Regions from separate parts of the Homo sapiens genome. Here region 2 is linked to region 1. The links are chromatin loops, found by intact Hi-C in ENCODE. Cell type or tissue: natural killer cell. All regions are shown on one strand. Links, peaks and the distances in the headings refer to the core of each region. The heading gives the core; the rest is flanking DNA.

Region 1 (2,925 bases), core at 251-2,750:
TAATTTAGCTGTTCTATTTTTTTCTTTTAACAATCATATTTTGAGGCCTCTTCTTTTCTTTTTTTTTTTTTAAGACAGGGTCTCACTGCATCACCCAGGTTGGAGTGCAGTGGCACAATCACGGCTACTGCAACCTAAACCTCTGGGCTCAAGCGATCCTTCCACCTTAACCTCCTGAGTAGCTGGGACGACAGGTAAGTTTTACCACACCTGGCTAATTTTCAAATTTTTTGTAGAGATGGGGTTCTTGCTATGTTGCCCAGACTGGTCTCAAGCTCCTGGACTCAAGCAATCCTCTTGCCTTGGCCTTCCAAAGTGCTGAGATTACAGATGTGACTGACTGTGCCACTTATTTTCTTATTGATCTTTTAATAGCAGCCTATTTTTGTTCTAATCTTGCAATATCTTCCTAAATCTCCTTGAGAATACTATCTTTAATTTACAAAGGTTTTTTTTCTATTCCTTGCATCATCTCTTTCTTCTGAATTAATTGTTTGTTGCTTATTGATATTGATATTGATCTTTTTCTTTTTGTTATTAGTTTTCCTCAAAAGGACCATGTTAATTAGTATAGGTGGGCAGCTGAGCTTGCTTTACAGTTGTATAGATCTGATTACCCAACAACCTTCTTCCCTGACAAGCAGAGTTCTTTGGGCAAGAGGGTAGTTCCAGTGGATGCAGGCATCTCTTATAGTTCATAGACAGGGAGGCAATTGCCAATCAGCAAGGAGGGCTTGACTCTTGGGGATGAGCTGATTCTAGCTCAGTCAATCAGTGTTCTAGAGCCTCTAGATTCAGCACACATGCTATGTTCTCTTGATTTTTGTTTTGGCGGTCCACTTTAGGCTCTTTTCTACTTTTTCTCCAGTCCCAACAGCCATACCCAGTAGAAATGAAAATGCTCAACTGGCTGCTCTCTGCTCATATGAGAGGAAGTTGAGGAGCTTAGTGGTTCCTCAAAATTTTTGCCGTTCAGCCCAAACATCTTGATCTTTGTACCTGCTGACTGTGAACTTGGATTCTCTAGAAGCCTACTCTGGAAGAATGTCTCCTACCTCCTCTGTAGTTTTATTCTATGAGCATTTGGAATCATGATTTCTTCTCTTTGTTTTCTCTGACCATTTGAGCCCATTTGCATTCCAACTTCTAGAAAAACATAATTTCTTACCTGCTGAAGGCACGCTTTATTCCATGGATTTATTCCATTTCACATTATTCCTGAAATTGAATCAGGTCATGAGAGAGTTGGAAAATGTATGCTCATTCACTCATCTTGAGCCAGAACTTTCACACTAATTTTAAAAAATTAATCTTTAAAATCTATTTAATCTTTTGAATAGATAATACATAATACATTCACATCAATCAAAATCACAAGATATAAAAAGGTACTGAATGGAATAGGAAATGATTGCTCCACACTGGTAGTAAGCGTATATGCACGGGCTCCATGGCAACAGTGCAGACAAGAGCATCAGCTTCAGGGCAACCTGTGCTCCTCCTTCTGGACAGCGCTCAGCTCTACACAGTCTCAACAGCTGCAGCTTCACAACAGCATGAACCACGTTAATTAATACAATATACATGCATTGGAGAATATAGACCATTTCTCTGACTATACGCAAGAAAAACTTATCTGGCTGATTAATTCACTAACTGTAAGTAACTTATACAGACTAGTTGGTTTGCAAGTTTGAGGTGTGTGTGTGTGTGTGTGTGTGTGTATAAAGATAAATGTATATATAGTGTTATAAATGCATAGCTCTAAATTATGTACTTTTATATAAATATGACACTATATATTATATATCATAACATATAGACAATTATTCTGACATGGACTACAAATTTTTTTTGGTTTTACTTTTTTTTTTTTTTTTGAGATGGAGTCGTGCTCTGTCACTAGGCTGGAGTGCAGTGGCATGATCTTGGCTCACTGCAACCTCTGCCTCCCGGGTTCAAGCGATTCTCCTGCCTCAGCCTCCTGAGTAGCTGGGATTACAGGCGCGTGCCACCACGCAGGGCTAATTTTTGTATTTTTAGTAGAGATGGGATTTCACCATGTTGGCCAGGATGGTCTCAATCTCCCGATCTCATGATCCGCCTGCCTTGGCCTCCCAAAGTGCTGGGATTACAGGCGTGAGCCACCGCACCCGGCCTGTTTTACTTTTTTAATCTGCATTTTGTATGTTTTCTCATGCAGCTGTTTTTCTTTATGCTTAAATTTACCTTTTTTAAAATAATCCAGATTTTATTTCATAAAGACCATCCCTACCCTGGAATTACAGAAAATTATCCTGTGTTTTTCTATTCCTTTTACAGTTCTACTCTTCTACATTAGAAGTTTTACCATATTGGGTTTGGCTTCGTGTTAAATGTGTGAGGTTTTAATCCAACTGTATTTTTTCCAGATGGCCACCCATCTGTCCCAATAATTTATGCACTCAGTTTTGATTTTGGCATCTGGACCATTTTCCCCAACAATGGTCAACCTTTTAACATTCCAAATATGAGCCTGAGCAAAATGGCAGAATCTCTTTCAAGTAGAATGACTTTGAAGTCAGAAGCAAGGCCAGCAGAGGAAGACAGCCGTGAGATTCTAAGCCAGCAAATGCCAGCACTGGAAGCCACTGGCACAACTGATGAATCCTCTTGGACCCAGTGGGCTCCTTCACATGACGTCACACTGGAGTGAGCTCCTTTACAGTAGGTTCTCCTGGGACATGGCCTGCTGCTGTCCTGAAGAGGAGATCTCTTATGCATTGGATTTTCTGTTGGTTTTTAATAGCATAGGCCTAATAGAGACCTAGATGCCATGATATTCATTTTTCCATTTTCCCTGTGCATTTGCAACAGTTATCTTTGTCTATCATAGAAAACCCTTTGGTCAAAGGTAAGAGTAGATTAGAAGTCTTTTTCTTGTCA
Region 2 (2,925 bases), core at 183-2,682, 70 kb before region 1:
TTTGGGAACCTTGGAGGCTGCTGCTCCAGGAACTCGCGGTCGGCCGGGAGCCGGGGAGCTTCGTTGCTGGGAGCGGGCGGTATTCGCGGACTCCGGCGGCCCTGGCGGGTCGCGGCCGGGATCCGAGCCGGGGATGACGATGCTGATGGAGCTGATGGGGCAAGAGTGGGAACGGAGGCACGTACACTGAAATTTAAGTCATCCAAGTTGGGACTTAAGATAGCAGGTTAATATTGTCTCAGGCGAGACTTAGAACGTCTTTTCTGGTATCCCAGTCTGCAGTGGGCAAATCTATTGTCTTTATTTCTCATTTAAGGGCAGAATGGAGGGATGACATATTTTTACTTTTCAAGAGGCGGTTGCCACTTTTAAGTCACTGTTGTGTGTGTGTGTGTACATACACAAACATACGATAGTGTGTTTTCAGAGCAAGTATCAAAGGCTAAAGACTTGGAGTGATACTAGTGTTTAAAAGCCTTTTTAAAAAAATTAAGATGTGATGAGAAACTGGAGAATTGACTTTTAAAAATTTCTTTTCTGTAGAAGAGGCTATCTTCAAAATGGAGTCCTAAAGTATATCTGATGGATAGAATTTAAATTCTTAACACTGTATATACCCTGTGGTCAAAAGCATCAACGTAAAACTTGATGTTTATCAGATTACTTATGTTTCAATTTTCCTGTGGTTAGAAAAATTAAGACAGAAGTAAGCTATTAACGGTATTTGCTTGTAAGAGTAACGTTAAAGGTTTAAGGAAAGGTTTGTTGAAATCGATATGCATCACACGAATCATTTATTTTCAATGTTGTTTTCCAGTTGCAGCAATCATTTGTGTTTACATGACTTTGAAAAAGGGTTTAGTTTATGTTGATTTTGACCCTCTTATTTAATCTCTAGTGCAGAAGTGCAGCTTTCTGCAGGCTGCGCCTCAATCGCTAAGTTCCACTCTCCATCCTCTGCCGCGCTACTCCTGGCATGTGGATCACCAAGATACAATTTCTGGTCCTGTCTGTTCTTATTGATGTCCTTTACAGTTAATAAATTTGATTGCCACTAATCAGTCTGTATCTCTTGCAAAAACACCACATTTAGCATCCAAGTAGAGTCAGAGTATGTTTTTTATGAGATTGTACTAAAGTAACCTTCTATTACATTTCTTATTACCATATTGCATTTCCTATAGTGGGCAGCATAGAGCAGGTGGATCCTGACAAAGTAATGTTAGAGATGTGCTGACAGCTTTACAATAGATATTCTCCAACTAATTTGACAAGATATAAAATAAAATGTAGTTCGTAGTTTTCAAGCATTAATGGAAAGTGTTCCTATTAAAAAATTACCAATAACAGTGGAAATTGTTGCAATCCAATTTGTATAGTTTACTGTTTTGATGACAAAGCGCTTATGATGGGAAAAATGTAGTGTTGCTTTTGTAACTGCAAACGCTGCACGCCGTAATTAGAGGTTTATGTTATTTTATTTGAATTTTTCATTCTTACCATCAGTTTTCATATTAGTCAGGAAATTGTGATAAATTAAAAATTCCCTCATTCAACTAAACCTTAAAAAACTGTACCCAGTTTCAAATCAAGCATTATCAGGTGTATGATTACAACAGCTGAAATAAATTGAGGAATTGGTATGCCAACTCAGTGGAGAAATTTTGGGATTTTAGGTCACTCTAAGATTTAAAAAAATAGTTTGATTCGTTAAACAAGGCTATTGAAGTTAAATTGATATTTCCTTAAAGATGATTTTAGAGAAAAATTCCTTGGCGAGCTTCGAGAATGCGTTCATGGCTTCTGTTGCCTGTACCTACTGCTATACTTTTTTATGTGGACTAATTTGTCTTATTTGAAAATTTGATTACAATATCAAATCCTAGATGAAGCCCTTCCATTCTTAGGGTGATTCTAAGGAGTACTGATAACTAAGCTCTTAAAAGGCGAGGAAATAGTTTATTCTACTGCAGATTAGGGTAATCTTAATACAGACACTCTGATGGTAATTCTAAGCAGTGTTGATAACTAAGCTTTTAAAAGATAAGGAAATAGTTTATTCTACTTCAGAGTAGGGTAATTTTAATGCCCTGAATATACTCTGAATCTTTTATAGATAGATTTCTGGATGATTTGGCCCAAAAAATCTGATAAGCTTTGGGGAATTTTTTAATTTTTTTTTCTCTTAAAGAGAAATCAGAAATGTGGGATTTTTTTAAAAATTTATTTTCAGTAGATATTGGAGATTATGCTTTGTACATTAAATCCAGTTTGATTTTTAAGTGATAATTTTCAATTAAAGACTTTTTAATAAGACAACTAAAAAATTAAATTTTAGTCAATTACAATAATATTTTTTGGAGAAGCATTCCCAGATGTGCTTTTGACGGGGAGTTGATTTCATTAGTTGTTTGGGTTGTTTAATCCAGAATTTTTAAAACTGTTATGGGTTTAATTTGCTACATTTGTCCATTCTTATTCATTTCATCTGTTTTGATCACTGAAAAGTTGTCTAAAAACTGTGCTCATTATACACAGTTTATAGTATTTTAATACTTTGTTTATAGTATTTAATAGCTTCTGAAAACTTTAAGAGAACATACTAAACCAAGGAACTATTTATTAATGGTAATCTATATTTAGTAATAAATATATTTGTAACTTACTAAATGTAAGTTTACTAAATGTAGATTACTAAATCACTGAGTAAATATTTCTTGAATATTTGGACAAGAGATGGGGGGAGGGAGAATGACTTGACCCTCAAGAAACTTAACTGCTACCTTTAAAAGGTTATAATGAAGCTGGGCACAGTGGTACACACCTGTAGTCCCAGCTACTCAGGAGGCTGAGGCAGGAGGACCCCTTGAGCCGAGGAGTTCGAGGCTCTGTCTCTTAAAACAAAAAAAGTTATAAAAATATTCA

Evidence for each region. Hi-C counts contacts between places; a loop is a spot of excess contacts. Peaks named below come from ENCODE experiments on the same cell type or tissue, not always from the same donor. Only the 100,000 strongest peaks of a DNase experiment are listed, where the experiment ranks them.
Region 2: it touches region 1 in a loop (13-fold over the local background); 13 of 110 quality-filtered maps call a loop at or near these places.

The regions. Positions count from the first base shown.
Region 1 is chr12:45,653,963-45,656,887 of GRCh38, reverse strand. No RefSeq gene overlaps it. Among named protein-coding and RNA genes, the nearest start is that of LINC00938, 72 kb to the left of the region's middle. RefSeq lists a silencer at 1,418-1,507. In natural killer cell, for the core only: a CTCF peak has its summit at 1,492 (motif pointing left); a DNase peak (open chromatin) is centred at 1,467.
Region 2 is chr12:45,724,158-45,727,082 of GRCh38, reverse strand. It overlaps LINC00938 (long intergenic non-protein coding RNA 938), which reads left to right. Exons shown (of 1, transcript NR_028408.1): 1 at 1-1,363. Among named protein-coding and RNA genes, the nearest start is that of LINC00938, 2.3 kb to the left of the region's middle. RefSeq lists an enhancer at 1-534. In natural killer cell, for the core only: CTCF peaks have their summits at 977 and 1,181; a DNase peak (open chromatin) is centred at 1,192; H3K4me3 peaks cover 1,863 bases; H3K27ac peaks cover 913 bases.